2 separate regions of the Homo sapiens genome follow, and region 2 is linked to region 1. The links are chromatin contacts, found by Hi-C or POLR2A ChIA-PET in ENCODE. All regions are on one chromosome and are shown on one strand. The core of a region is the stretch at or near the end of the contact, and the rest is flanking DNA. Distances in the headings are between cores, read along the strand shown.

Region 1 (7,355 bases), core at 3,460-5,959:
CTTGCTATACAATCCACTTGAAGCCTTGTTTCAACATTACAGAGGGAGGCACTACTTAAATTTGGAAAAAAGGAAATAATTTCAAAACTACCTGTTAAAACTTAGAAAGTAACACTCCTCAAACTTACTGCCAATCACAACTATGAATTCCTGGTGCCAAAGGCAACAATAATTTTGAAAGTAGTCATCCTATCTTAAAAGGATTTATAATAAAATATTTCAAAACATTCCCCAGAAACAGTGAACAAGAAATACATCACAAACAGCTACTGTACCGCAGATACAGGTTCAGCTCAATTGTCTGGGGAAGGTAAGGTTAAAGTCACAGGAAACAGCTGGTCTCAGAGTGATGTGTGCAAGCCTTTTTCAAAGACAAACTTATAAACAGCTCCTCACAAGCCAGACATCACCTGAATTCTAAAATAAACATTTTTATTAACTGTTTCCATCATTTTCAAAGATTGAAAAAGTCTGATGTCAAGATCTTCAAAAACAACTTTCCATTTGAAAAAAGGCTTTATGATAAAAAAAAAAAATGGTTGAGGTACTTAGTTTCAATGGAGTTACCAGATGAAATGTAGTTGGTAAACAACAGTAGTCAGCACTGGGGTGAGACCCATTTAAAAACAACCCTACCTGGTGTTTTTATTGTAATTCAAGTTTGAAATACCGAGGAGCTTTTTCACAGAATAGGTTTAAAAATAAAACCATAACAATTGGCAAGGGTAGTCCATGTGTTGCGGGTCTACGAATTCTAACTCTCGAGAATGGTGTGCCAATAATATCCACAGACATTTGTACTCTAAATACCTGCATATTCAGTGGCCTATTCCTGTGTTGTCTACAAAATCAGAATAATTTATTCCTGGGTGTAGAAATAACTTCTTAAAAGTTATTTGAGATTACTAATTTCAAGTAATTACTAATTTTATTTCAGACTGCGTATTTCCAGTGTCAACATGTTTACATATATACCAAAAAAAGGCCACTATATGTTAACTGTGTAGAGCAAAATTCAATTTTTCCACTTTCAATTTCCACTGAAAAACGCTGTTATCCTCTACAACTAAACAGCAAGTCCTTCTATTATATGGGGTAGTGAAGTAATCTACACTACAGCATTATCAAGGTTCACTTAGGTTTTTAGTATTTATCTGAAATAAAAGTCTGAAAATGAGGAATCGAGAAAGTCAGCATTTCAACTTTTGAGAATAAAAGTTCATAAACATACCTTTTGTTGAATTCCAGCTTATGTGATTTTTATGTACATCTTGCAGGTGATGAAAAGCAAAAAGCAACCAATCTCTCTGTGGTGTTTAGCCTGTTCTTTAAGACTATGGGTCACCTGCCCCGGGGAAATTTCTAATTGAACAAAGAATCCATGGGGCAAAGTAATTGTTTTTCAAAGGTGGGTCAGAATGGAACATTTATATCTTCACTTCAACAGGGAAGCAATGAAATGTAATCCTTTGAGTATCACATTTTTGGTAGATGCTACCGTGGTCTCTTATCCTTATTTCATGAGATCATTAGCCTGTGAATGTGTCCATGTTTTGACTTTAGAAATTTTTAAAACATGCTACTCCTGTGTTTCCTGTAAAACCTAAACATGTATATACAGAGCATCTTCATTCCTCATCAAATGTTTTTCCAGCATGACCAGTGTGCAACAGAGATTCAGTTTATAGAACCTGTCTTCTAAGAAAAAATACTTTTAGCTAAACCTCTATAATCATGACAAGAGATTGATTAAAATGCCAAGATAAGAAACGATTTATTATAGAGAGAAGAAAAATTTCTCATCCAAAATATAGAAATCTGTACAACTTTGCCACAATCAATATACATGAACTGTACAAATTTACACCAGTTCATAATTTACCAAATAAAAGATGACTAACAAAGTTCACAAAATAGATGGTGGTTTGTGGAAAAGACTTTTACCCAATTAAGTACAAGGAAAGTTACAAACCAGACCTCCACTTTCTAAAAATAAGAAGTTTACTCAGTCTTAGAAAACTACAAGCTAGCAAATGTACAGAGAGCTGGCTGGTGCTAACACCACAGTTGAGACAGTGTCTTTTTAAGGGTCTTTTTTAAAGCCTGTTGCCATGGCAGATTCTGGTCACTTGCTACTTTCAAGGCCAAAAACACAATACAAGGTCTGACCATTTCCCCAGGTCATGCTTACTAGTTTGTCTTTATGTACATTTATACATATTTAAGTGCTAGGTAAAAGTCTTGTAAAATTTCCAGTACTACCATGTTTAAAACGTTTAACTTTCCTATTAAAAGCTGCCGAAAAGGTTAACAATAACAACTTTCAAGTGTAATAGTGCAAATTCCCCTGCGAGATTTACTGCAGAGAAAGATTCTTTGAAATACAGATTTTCTTTAAAAGGATTGATGTAAAAATTTAGGTATGTCTGGGAGAAACTGAAACCACCCTAGGACTTCCCTCCCTAGCAAATAAAGTGATCATTTACTTGGACTCACAGGCTATTAAAATTAATCATTGAAAGGTACTGTCCAAACTATGGCACTGTCACTTAAAATTTTTTTTTTTTTTACCATTCTATCTTGTGCCAGATCTTCACAGCTGTGACATGGTTTAAATTCCATAATCCATCCCCAAGAGGAGCCCACCCAAAGCAAAAATCAAATTTATCCATCATCATCAGATGATCCATCCACAGACTATATCTTAACCTGATACAGTCATCATATTGTAGTTTTTGGAAGGGCTCGTTCTGCCCAAGAGAAGTTCCTCCTTACAGCTGATTCGGCTGTCTACCATTTGCACGTTGGTGCTGTTTTGAGTGCTACCTCCTGCTGGTGAGGCTTCATACAGCACACAGATGGAGCCATCCTCTCCAATTCTGTAGGACACTTCATAGGGGTCAACCCAGAGTGTGAGTTCACTTGGGAGAAGCCTGAACAGCTCCTGACTGCTCAGTCCAATCCGCTGTGCTGCCTGTCCAATCAGAGGATCCATTTTATGGTTGATGCGAATACAACGGTAACCCGATCCCTTGCATGGCTTTTCTGGGAACCAGTGATGTTTATAATGTTCTATAGAAGAAAAGAAGAACAGAGAAACAACGCTTAGGATCGTTAGCTCCCACTGCGGATTCCTCCTACCCCAGGCTCCTTTGAGGAGCGAAAATGAAAACTATCAACTTTTTAAAATGTCCAGGATTGCATCCGTTGTTGTGCATGTGCGGGGATGGAAAAAGCGGGCAGGGTTTTAGAAATAACACAGTAGTACCGGACAAAACAATCTCCAGGAACCAACCGGTTGAGCCGCCAAAACAGGAATCAGGCGCGCAGCCTCGGCCAGTCGGGAAGCCACTGGCACCTATGGCCAGGCGAGAAACTGTTTACTTTCTCCACCCCACCCCAGATGCACACAATGGAGTTGATGGCTTTGGAGATGAGAAGCGCCACCGGACTGTTAACCCCGAAGGGAAGAAAAACAAGCAACCCTAAACCACGCTCTGGGCAGGGCTGTTAATTGTGCCGGTGACAAATCCGATGATTAATGGGCAGGGGCAGGAGGCGCGGGGAGACGGCACGTCCGTTCTGAGCTGGCTCCGGGGCAGCGGCGCAGCTTCCCACCCCGGGGCTGGGCCGCCGACCACGCAACGGTTGGAGGGGGCTGAGGAAAGGGGACGTCGAACCCACCCCAGCCCCACGGCTCCTTTGTCCCCAAATCCGCCGACGGTCCTCGGACCGCAGCTCCCGCCTCGGTGGGCTTAAGTTTCTTTGTTGTGCGTGTTGTCTTCTCCTCTCCGTTTTGCCAGCTGGGGGGAAGGGGGCGCCCTCCGTCCAGCCCCTAAAGCCTCGCGGGGAACCGCTGTTAGCGGCCACCCAGCGCAACCACACCGGTCCCGCGGCGGGGCCCAAGCGCGACCGGCCCCGGGGCGCTGCCGAGGTTCCCGCAGCCCCGACGGCCGGACTCTGACCCAGGGATGTGGGGCCCGCGTCCCTCCGACGCCCTCGCCCTGCTCACCTGCCAGCAGCTCCTGCAGGCTCTGGCTGAAGGTCTGCAGCTGTCGCTCGCTCGTGAGCCCCTTGGTGCGGAGAAACTTGGAGATGAAGGACACGGCGGCGGCGATCTCGCCTATCATGGTGGCGGCCCGGGTGTAGAAGGGATGCATGGGGGCGGCGTGCGGGGGCGGCCCGGGGCGGCTGGGGCTCGGCGGCGCGGCCCCGACGGCGGAGCAGCCACCCCGGGCTTCCTCACCGGGCGGAAGGCTGAGAGGAAGAGAGGGCGTGAGGGGCGGACGACTACTTTTGTCTTTCTTTCTTTAGACTAAAAAAGTTATTTTCGAGACAGGAGGCGGCAGGAGAGAGGAAGAGACGAGCGATGGCGGCCTGGTCACATCGCTCGGACCTCCCCAGCTGCCTCCGCCTCCAGCTCCGCAGCATTCGAAGATCTCAATAGCTGCATTTCCAGCTCCGAGAGGCGAAGAGATGCAAGCGCCGTGCAGCACCCTTTATAGTGCCACGAAAAGGAAGTGGCGTAGCTGGAGCGTGATGGCCGACTCCAGCCAATCCGAATATCGCACCATTGTGACGCAAGCCGGTTCGGAGCCGAAAGGGGCGGGAAAAGAGTTCAGGAGGCGGGTCCAGAGATAGGGAAGAGAGGGAGGAGCTGACGTAATCCGCTTGTAAACAAATAAACCCGGAGTGGCGGCTGGAGACCCAGTTGCTTGTGTCGAGGGAGGGAGGGAGGGAACAGAGGGTGCGCGTGTGAAAGCTCCGCCCCCAGCCCTAGCTCCTCCTTCCCGCTTCAGCAGGTCCAGGCTCTGCGCCAGTGCATCCTTCTCCAAGAGTGCGCTGCCTGGGCCCGCTTGCCCTGGAGTGTAAGTGCTGGGTAAATAAGAACCGCCTGGCGCAGGCTGTGTCTACTCTTCACGCCGCCTTCTCAGATCGGGCTGCATGTCCCCACTCCGTGTTTACATCTCGTTCCCGCTCCGGGTCTCGGTGACTGGCTCCTCAAGCCGGAGACGCGTGTGGTGCGGCGCGATGCGGGCGCCAGCGCTGTGTGTGCTGGCGGTGCGCTGCCTTAGTGCGGGGGAAAGTGGAGGGAACGGTCCTGCGGGGCGTTCTGTCCAAGAAAAAGGACTGCAGCCTCGGGGAGCCAGGGTCCCCTCGCAGACGAGCTGCCAACGCCGCGGAGCCATTTCTGTTCCACCCTAGGGGAGGAGTAGGGGGATATCTTTTAAAAGTTTAATTGCAAAATAAGTAGGTTAGTAAGGCCATTTGTGGTTGCTGTTTCAGTAACTTCAGCAGTCAACGGAGAGAAGAGTGGAAACCTTACTGGATGCGGACAGGAGAGCCAGTTACTGAAAGCAGATATAACGCGGATCCTGTAAAGAGTGGTGTGTATCCAAAAAAAAAAAATCTGTACAATGTATTTTAAAACTTGTGTGCACAAAACTGAAGATTTTCTTTTTTACCTAGTCCAAATGCCGTCCTAGCCTGAGTCCTGCTCTTTATAAAAATAAAATAAAAAGAATTTGAAGCTTGTGAAAGTATTAAGTGTAGACATTCAAGTTTATTTGAAACCCTACCAAAAAAAAAAAAAAACAACCTTAAAAACCAGTGTAACAGGAAGGCGGGAGCCTGCTAAAACGATTAGGCCTAAGACAGGGTTAACCCCAACTCCATTAAGGAGAAGGGGGAAAAGAAAAAAAGAAAGATGAAGGGAGGCAGGCAGATGGAGAAAGCAAACAGGAGGCAGAAGTTGAACTCTACCAGATGGAAATAAATATCCCGACCTTAGTTGATCATCAATATTGCAAAACACACCACTTTGAGTGTTTTTTTTTTCTTTTTAATACTGAGCTAAAGGATATAGAAATGAAGCAAAAATAATGACATTATAAAACAGGAGAAAACGTTTTATTGTTTAAAAAATATGTAAAACTCGATTTGAAAAAATAACTTCTAGATTATTTTTTCATTAGTACACATAACTAAGTAGTTACATGTGAAAAAATTAAAGAGTGGTTTTTTTTTTTCTTATAGAACTTTTCAGATAGAACTCTGCTTAAAAATAGTAATTTCACTGGAGGCATGAAACCTCTTTTACTACTCAAAAAGAAGATCGAGAAGCAAAAGTAAATTCATGAAATTACCATAACACTAGAATAACAACTCCTGGTCTCCCACCTAACCTGACCCACCCTTAGTTCCCTGCTTTCACTTACATTGTCGTTAATGTGTCACTGAGTACAAATTAGGAGTCAAGTGAAAGTTTTTCTCTTCTAAACCTGGTCTCCAACTTGGCCTCTCGGTCATGTGCTTAAATTGTCTCATCTAAAAAACAGAAATATTAAATCAACAAAATGCTAGGATTGGACTCAGACTTCCCCCAAGCCCTTGTTCTCCATACTATTTTTAACTGCCTGCACTAGCAGCAGCAGGACCCCTTCTGAAAGCCTTATAAAACCAGTTGAACAGGGTTAACAGAAAGTTTAACCCATAGACTCAGGGAGAGTTACTTCCCGCACTGAGTTTTTCAAATTATATATGTGTGTTTCCCACCTTAAATCATCCCATTAGGAGACAAACTGATTTGAGAAACTACAGTAATTTTTAACTTGGGAATCTACAGAGTACTCAGAAAAAAACTGGAAATAAACATTAGTCTTAAACGTAAGCCTTAGATGGTACATAATGTTCATTGCTAATAGTTTTCAATTCCTGACATATATATGTTTAGTCACATTTTCTGGAAGTTTAGTCAGGCCCTTCCCATCTGGGAAACAAGCAGGTATTTCTGGACAGCTTTTGAATTACAAAGGTGCTTTCTGTGTTGTTGTGCTAAGTTTACCAAGGCTCTCCCAAGTACTTTATTATTATCATGCAATTTGATAGTAATTTATGAAATTTTTTTTTTTTTTTTTTGAGATAGAGTCTCGCTCAGTCACCCAGGCTGGAGTGCAGTGGCGCGATCTTGGCTCACTGCAGCCACCGACTCCCAGGTTTAAGTGATTCTCCTGCCTCAGCCTCCCGAGTAGCTGGGATTACAGGCATGCACCACCACGCCTGGCTAAATTTTGTATTTTTAGTAGAGATGGGGTTTCACCATGTTGGCCAGGCTGGTCTCAAACTCCTGATCTCAGGTGATCCACCCGCCTCGGCCTCTCAAAGTTTAGGGATTACAGGCGTGGGCCACCACGCCTGGCCTGTCTAATTAATTTCTAAAACTTAGAACATTTCTAATCAAAGTATTAAAAATCTTAGGAATGCTGTCAAAACAAATTCAAAAAATGAACCTGGGTTTTAAAATAAGTTGACAAATAAAAGCACAAATATTAGATATTGTTTCCCCAGTTGGACCC
Region 2 (7,355 bases), core at 3,303-5,802, 1.2 Mb after region 1:
TACTTCCAGTAAACATATTCATTAGCCACAGAGAGCTGCATATAAACATGATGCTTGGAAAACAAATGCTCTGCAGTAAATGGGAATTGAGAAAATAGGTAATAAGTTGCAAATCTGAAAATCATTTCTTTATTTCAATGTAAGGTAAGTTTATAAACAGTCAGACCAAAAGGTCTGCTTTTAAAGTTTTGCAAATGCTGGTCAGATTGATTAGTCCTTTTTTGAATTTTTTTTTTTTTTTTTGAGACGGAGTCTCGCTCTGTCGCCCAGGCTGGAGTGCAGTTTTTTAATCCTAAAGCTTTTTAATTTAAGGCTTTTTAATTTTCAGTTTGCTTACTCCATTCTTTTGTAAAAGAAAAAAATCACTTTAGATTAAATGAAATTGTAATTAAGGCTTCTACTTCCATTTCTCACCTTACGAGCTTATCTTCTGGATCCCCCACTTAAAAAACAAAGTTCCCTTTTCATTTAAAAATTAAAGAAACTCCTGGGTTAGTACTTAACACAAACAAACTAATAATTACCATGTAATAGAAGCAACAGGACAAGCTCACAGTAATATTACAATGCAGGAGGTAAAAACTTGGGCAACATAGAAAGAAGGCTCCGTTTCTTAGTCTGTAAATGGGGACAATAAATAGCTGCCTCATAAGGCTGATGCTGGGATCAGTCAAATGAGATCATGCAAAGCACCCAGCACTGGCTAACACTCAATAAAAAAATAGCCATTATGATCATTAGGAAGATATAGGAAGAGACTTTTGTCATTGTCACAGTTTAATCTTGAAAAGGAACTTACTGTATGGTAGCATTCTGAGTCAGTTACAAGAGAAAGTAACAAGTGACCTGCATTGCTGAGGATCCTGCCTCCTCCAAGCTACCCTGCTACATTGTTAAAACACCCTGGGGGAGAAAAGTATCCTATTCAGCCAATGTTAAACTGTTTCCTTTTCTGAAAGTTAGAAATAGATGAAAATAGCATAAGAAATAACTCTGTATATAGTAAGTTCTGGGTAAGACAATATTGTGGTAAGTGAACTAAACAAAGATTAATCTGAAATTGGACTCTGATCCCCAAGTGAACCAGCCAGTGTAGCCCAGTCCTTACTGGACCTGAGGAGGAAAAACAAGCCTGTGTCTATCTCAAGCGTGATCTGGCTAGATATGATCTAAACTTTGAAAAGTGCCTAAGCATGTTTCAGATGCATATTATGTGTTAAATACTAAGCAGGGAGCTCTGAGCTGGGGCAGTGCACCCTGATGCTGAGGAACTGACATAGGAAAATGAACACCTAGCATTGTAATTTGGCCTTTTGCTATTTATTTATTTATTTATTTATTTATTTTGAGACGGAGTCTCTCTCTGTGGCCCAGGTTAGAGTGCAGTGGTGCAATCTCGGCTCACTGCAACCTCCGGCTCCTGGTTCGAGCGATTCTCCTGCTTCAGCCTCCTCAGTACCTGGGATTCCAGGCACACGCCCCCACGCCCAGCTGATTTTTGTATTTTTAGTAGAGATGGGGTTTCACCATGTTGGCCAGGCTGGTCTCGAACTCCTGACCTGAGGTGATCCACCTGCCTCGGCCTCCCAAATTGCTGAGATTACAGGCATGAGCCACCACGCCCAGCCTATTCTCTCATTTTAGTCAGACAAGTTTTCTTTTCTGTTAGATCTCTCCCCAATAATTGCAAAAACCAACCAAATAAATAAGTATGGGAGAGAGGTGGTTATTTATATTATGAAAGCATTCTTCAGTTTAATTCATTGCAGAATCTAAGATCCTTTCCTCCACAGTGTTAAAATCCATAGCCCTCTCAATTACTCTTCCACGCTTTGAGGAAAAGGAAGACAGGGAGGAGAGATCTCCAATGGAAATTTCCTTGTTAATAACATCTTATGTTTCTCTAAATGTTTTACAGTTTCAAAGCACTTTCAGACTCACTCTGGTATGTTAGTTAAGCCTTGTGCAAGATACCATAAATCATATTATACTCAATTAAGAGGTGAGAAAAGACAAGGCTCAGAGGTGAAGCAAATATAAATAGTAGTAATTAGTTTTATATATATATATAACTAATATATATAACATTCATATATATATATATATATATATAGAGAGAGAGAGAGAGAGAGAGAGAGAGAGAGAGAGAGAGAGGGCGCAATTGGTACATGTGAGACCTGAAGCCAAGATTTTTAAACTAAGTCCAGTGGCCAAGAAGCTGAAGCAAGTAGCTCACACTCACTGCCTTGGTGTTGCTGTTTTTCCTCCCTTCCGTGATTTGGTTCTAAGCATCTTCCCTTTTTTTTCTCAGTTAATTCTGATTCATGACTTCCCTCATGTAATTAATAAATGGGAAAGACTTGAGTGAACAAATATTCAGCCAACTAGTATTTATTGAGCAACAACTAGAAACCAGAACTTTGAAGGGTTTTAAACAAAGGAAATGGAATCTCTTTGTCATTTAAAAGGCCACAATAAAACAAATAAAAGTAAAAAATAAAAAAGACCATAGTGAGGAGGGTGCAGTGGCTCACGCCTGTAATCCCAGCACGTTGGGAGGCTGAGGTGGGCAGATCGCCTGAGCTCAGGAGTTCGAGACCAGCCTGGGCAACATGGTGAAACTCCACCTCTACTAAAAAAATCCACAAATTAACCAGGCATGGTGGCATGCAACTGTGGTGGTTACAGGTACTCAGGAGGCTGAGGCCGGAGAATCCCTTGAGCCTGGGAAATGGAGGCTGCAGTGAGCTGAAACAGCACCATTGCACTCTAGCCTGTGCAACCAAGCCAGGATTAATAACTTTATTGATGTGAACCAATTATCCAAAAATAATAATCACATATTAGCCATAGCGGACTCCCCAGCTAGATGTTTTCTGCCTGTGTTTGTAAATCCTGGACATAGTTAAATTTCAAGTGCCTTCAATAAGAAATCAATGGCTTGGAAAACATCTCTGCGCAGTCTTGATAAGATTTCTAATTGTGGTGAAGCCTCATTCCTTAAATTATTTATTCAACACTAACCCATTCTACAAACTTACATCTGCTGGGCTCTGGGAGTAACAAGATGAGTTAGATGCAGCAGTCCCAAATCTAAAGGAGGTTGGAGACTAGAAAGACCAGTGCCTGCTCTGAGCTCTCCAGTGGTCCCCAGCCTCTCAGTCAGGCCTCACAGGCCCCTCTGCCAGAGGCGGAACCAGCTTGCCTCCGCTCTGCAGCCACACTGGCCTTTTCTTTCATTTCTGAGAACTCTCCTCACTCCCTCCCACTTTGGGCTCTGCAGAAATCCCAGTTCCCTTTGCCTTGAAAGCTCTTGGTCAATTTAGCTCCTCCTCCTTCAGCCCTCAGCTCCTGCCTTGCTGCCCCAATAATCTTTTTCTGACTGCAGATCTGGTCAAATCTTTGTCTGAAACCTTAGAGCCCATTACATTTGTAGTTTTACGTGTACACGTGTGATCATTTAATATTTGACGGTGTGCTCTCAGGTGCCTACGCTCCTGGAGAGGCAGGGGCTGACTGGTTTTGTTAGATGCCAGTGCCTGACACACAATAGGCCCTCAAGGGGTGAAAAACCAACCAACCAAGTCAGGACCCAAGCAACCTGGGCCTCTGTGGAAGGGCAGAATGGCCTGAGTTTGGGTTTCTCGAGCTACCTTAAGATCAGGCCTCCTGGCTCCTATCTTAGCCCTTCTAACACTCTGAAGTGTAGAGGTTGTTTGTTCCAAGTCCCCAAGGTACTGTAAGCTCCCAGATAGCAGAAATCCCATTATATTTTAGTGCTGTGGCCCCAGCATCCAGCTGCGCTGTTACTTAGCATGAGATCCACATGAAAACCATTTCGCAACTATTAGCCATTGCCAGTATTAATACTTTCCGGAAGGTGGCACAAAGTGGGGGATGTTATAGACAGCTTCAAAGAAACGTTTAAGCTAGAGTTGACTCTTTAAATAATACAAGCCATCCCCAACCAAAGATTAAAAATTTAAATACAAAAAAAAAAAAAGGAAATTTGCCTACCCCCCATTTGTGAAAACAAAGAAAAAAAAAACAGTTAACGTCTTAACTTTTCTAGGCCTTCACTCTCGCCTCTCCCCGCGCTACAAGGGCGAATTCTGGACGTATCTACACAGTCACCGCGGAGTCTGCAATCGCCGCGACGTCCCCTGGCATTTCTTGGCCAGGCTGCAACTTTGGTGACGGTGTATGTAGTTACATCCCCTGTAGTGCAGCTGGTATTTAGGGTCCTCATTGGCAAAGTTGAGGGTATAAGCAGGGAGGGAGGGGACCTTGGCTTCTTTCCATTCACTGGCATGTTTTCGGGGCACGGTCATCCCACGCTGGGCTCCAGCGCCAGTCCCAAGGCCTCGCCGAACTCCAGCCCGGGAGTGCGCGCGGCCCCGCCCACCGGGCGGCCGAGGTCCCGCCCCTACCTCCCCCGCCACACCTACCCACCCACCCCATTGCAATGGTCTCTGCACGCAGGCGCAGTGGCGCGCGGGGGAGGCGGGGCGCATGTGGGCTTCATTTAAACAGAGCAGAGGGGGCGGCGCGCGGTCGCCGCGGTGCTGCTGCTCAGTGGGAGCGGGTCTTCGCAACTGTCTCCGCGTGGCGCGCGCCTCTAGCCGCCCTTCCCCTGGCGGCTACGGCCGGAGGGAGCGGAGGCGAGCGGGAGTCGGGCTCCATGGAGAGCGGCGGACAACTGGGCAGAGGCGGAGCTTTCATCTCGGCACCCTGGTTCCAGTGACCCGCGCTAGCGTCCCGTCCCGCCCGCGTCGGAGCGGCCGCCGGCCCCGGGACTGACCGGCCTCGCCGCACCTCCCGCACCGACTAGCGCTCCCGGGCGCTCCTGCGCCCGACTCGCCCTCGCCCCCACTCCCCGGCGGGGTGGCGGCGGCCGGGCCCCCACGGCGGCGGCCGGAGCAGCAGCAGCAGCAGCAGGAGCCCGCCTCTATGATGAAGTTCAAGCCCAACCAGACGCGGACCTACGACCGCGAGGGCTTCAAGAAGCGGGCGGCGTGCCTGTGCTTCCGGAGCGAGCAGGAGGACGAGGTAGGGCGCCCGGCGCCGCACGCTGCCCTCCGGGGCGCCGGGGTCTAGGGCCCGGGTGCTTCCCCTCGCTCCCCGCCCCTGCGCAGGCTGCGGGGCTGGGAGGGATTAGCCCCCTTCCTCCCTCCCTCCTTTCCTCCCTCACTCCTTTCCTCCCTCACTTCTTCCTTCCTTTCTCTGGGCTGATAGATGAGACAAAGGGGGCTCGCCCAGCCCCAGTTTCTCCATCTGGGCACTCGAGAAGGCGCCTGGTCCCCGGGAAGGTCCCGGGCCGCGTAAGTCTCGCCTAGCGGGAGTCACCATCTTAACGTGCGAATTGAGTTGAAAGCCGGATAAACCTCGAGTGCTCAGCGAGAGGAGGGTGGAAATGGCGTGAGTGTTGCAGCAGAGCCCTTGTGCCTCTTTTACATATTTTCCTTCCATGTTACAGCCGTTTGCGGTCTCGGATTCGATCTAAGCATGTTTGTGGAGTAACAGACAGTCCTCGTGCTTGGAATTGAGTCTAGTCTTGGCAATTCTTGTGGGTCCATGAACCCGCAAGCTGTTGGCATAATTATGCCTCATTTTTAAAACGGCCTTCCCTTCTTAAAGTTTTCTGACTGCAGAAAAATGGTTAGTGAAAAATGTGGAATAATGCCAAAAGGGAGACGATGGACTAGAGATGGGCAAAGCTGCCATTTTCAGACAGTAATCTCCAGCTCTCAGCTTATGTATAAAGGGTTCTTTGCTGTCTGGCTTGACATCTGGAAAGGAGTAGCCTTTCTCGTTCTCAGAGCAGTCGTTCTTGGATAATTTACCCATCTGCATTGGGCTGAGAATGAGACCCTTGGGGTTTCCCTGGAGAGCGATTTTTACTTAATTCAGTAGTATTTATTTAAAATGGCTAACTGTTGAAGTTTGCTTAGGGCAATAGTAGCCTTTTGGTATTGCCACTCTTAAGATAAATTACATAGGTGAAAAAAATTAACATTCTGAGTTCTGCTTTCATAACCAACCGTGTATAAAATACTAGGCTAAGGCTGGAGATGGGAATTTAATGGCTTCCTTACTGCTAGTCCCTGTAGTTGTGATGAATATGACACAGAATACACTCAGTGGCTTAGTTCTTGTTATGTTAACGAAAAGTTCTCGAAATTTGCCCTTCAAACCCTTGTTTTGCCTTTATTTTTTTTTGAAAAGAAACCAAGCCCTTTAAATGGGTTGCTCTGTGCTCACTCATAACCTTTACGTATTAGACTTGAATCCCAAACGAGTGTGCAGAGAAATACGGCCCCAGCCTTTGAGATGGGTCTGCTTAGGAGAGCTAGAAACTGCAAAGGGAAAGGTTATTAACTTTTACAAAATGAACAAGTCAACAAGCATTAAGTGTGTTCTGTAAAAAAGATAAAGCCTTAGCGGAAAGGGGCCATGTTGAGGCAAAGTAGTAAACTTTAAATATAAAAGAAATGATAGCCAAAAGGGATCAAGATAGATCAAGGATCTTGTCTGGTTTCCTCAATATTGTGTAATGATATTCTTAATTGAGTGCTTACAATGTGCCAGGCGCTGCCAGAAGAAAACTTGTTATACATTTAATCCTTTTAACACTGGGAGGTAGTGAAGTTACTCCCATTTTATAGGTGAGGAGACAGTTGCAGAGCATAAGTACCTTCCCAAATGACACAATTAGGAAGTGGTAGAGTCAGGATTCAGGGTCCAGTCCTTACTCCTGATGTTGGGCTCTGTTTGTTGAGTGAGTGAGATTTTTGTGAGGCTAAGTTTGGAAGCCTATCTGAAAGTGGTGACTGAAGTGTTGCCATAATGTGAACTTGGAATTCAGGCTTTGTAAAAATACTAGACTCTAGGGGAAAATATGAGTGATGGAAATTGAAATGATGATCTCTATTGTGCTTATGGTAAAGCAAAGACTGATAGAAGCTTTAGGAATTACTTTAGCAATAAAAATAAATGATTATTTTTATGCTTGGATATTATTTCTACTGAAATAAATACTAAATTCATAGCCTCTAGTTGAGTCAAGAGACCCGTGTCATTAGGTAAGGTGAAGTAGGGAGCAAGTTTTGGAGAATGTATTAGAAAAATCCATTGTATAAAACTTTGTAAATCTGATAACCTGTAGGTTGAGAATTGAAGAGAGTGAGTCATCTTGTTAGAGGATATGATCTGAGGGAAGACTCTAGAATTCTCCTTAAGTGAAATGCACAGCCAATTTTAACATCTGGTTTAGCTCTTCAGAATTTTCATTTCTGTGATTGTGTGTAGTTGAGGCTTTATCTATTACATGATTATTACAGAATAAACTCTGTTAG

Evidence for each region. Hi-C counts contacts between places; a loop is a spot of excess contacts on that map. ChIA-PET counts read pairs that join two places held with the same protein, here RNA polymerase II (POLR2A). Pooled maps may share reads with other maps.
Region 2: a loop to region 1 is called in a map of naive thymus-derived CD4-positive, alpha-beta T cell, with 7 times the contacts of the local background. The contact joins the promoter of NUDT4 here to the promoter of BTG1-DT in region 1. A Hi-C loop is called at or near these places in 1 of 168 maps with a recorded cell type or tissue (naive thymus-derived CD4-positive, alpha-beta T cell), 1 of 37 single-sample maps with no recorded cell type and 12 of 50 pooled maps. POLR2A ChIA-PET finds 5 or more read pairs at or near these places in 2 of 52 experiments (CD4-positive, alpha-beta T cell and activated naive CD8-positive, alpha-beta T cell).

The regions. Positions count from the first base shown.
Region 1 is chr12:92,141,376-92,148,730 of GRCh38, forward strand. BTG1-DT (BTG1 divergent transcript) reads left to right here and starts at 4,710. Exons shown (of 3, transcript NR_135036.1): 1 at 4,710-4,868; 2 at 5,287-5,387. It overlaps BTG1 (BTG anti-proliferation factor 1), which reads right to left and starts at 4,471. Exons shown (of 2, transcript NM_001731.3): 1 at 4,013-4,471; 2 at 1-3,072. The coding sequence starts at 4,160. The coding sequence ends at 2,705. It overlaps LINC01619 (long intergenic non-protein coding RNA 1619), which reads right to left and starts at 1,456. Exons shown (of 5, transcript NR_132341.1): 1 at 1,232-1,456. RefSeq lists enhancers at 556-845, 2,873-3,112, 3,443-3,492, 3,452-3,988, 4,823-5,122 and 1 more and a silencer at 3,913-4,232.
Region 2 is chr12:93,373,373-93,380,727 of GRCh38, forward strand. NUDT4 (nudix hydrolase 4) reads left to right here and starts at 4,553. Exons shown (of 5, transcript NM_019094.6): 1 at 4,553-5,049. The coding sequence starts at 4,951. It overlaps LOC643339 (a long non-coding RNA gene), which reads right to left and starts at 4,364. Exons shown (of 5, transcript NR_040096.1): 1 at 4,065-4,364. RefSeq lists an enhancer at 4,149-5,088 and silencers at 4,325-4,664, 4,885-5,184.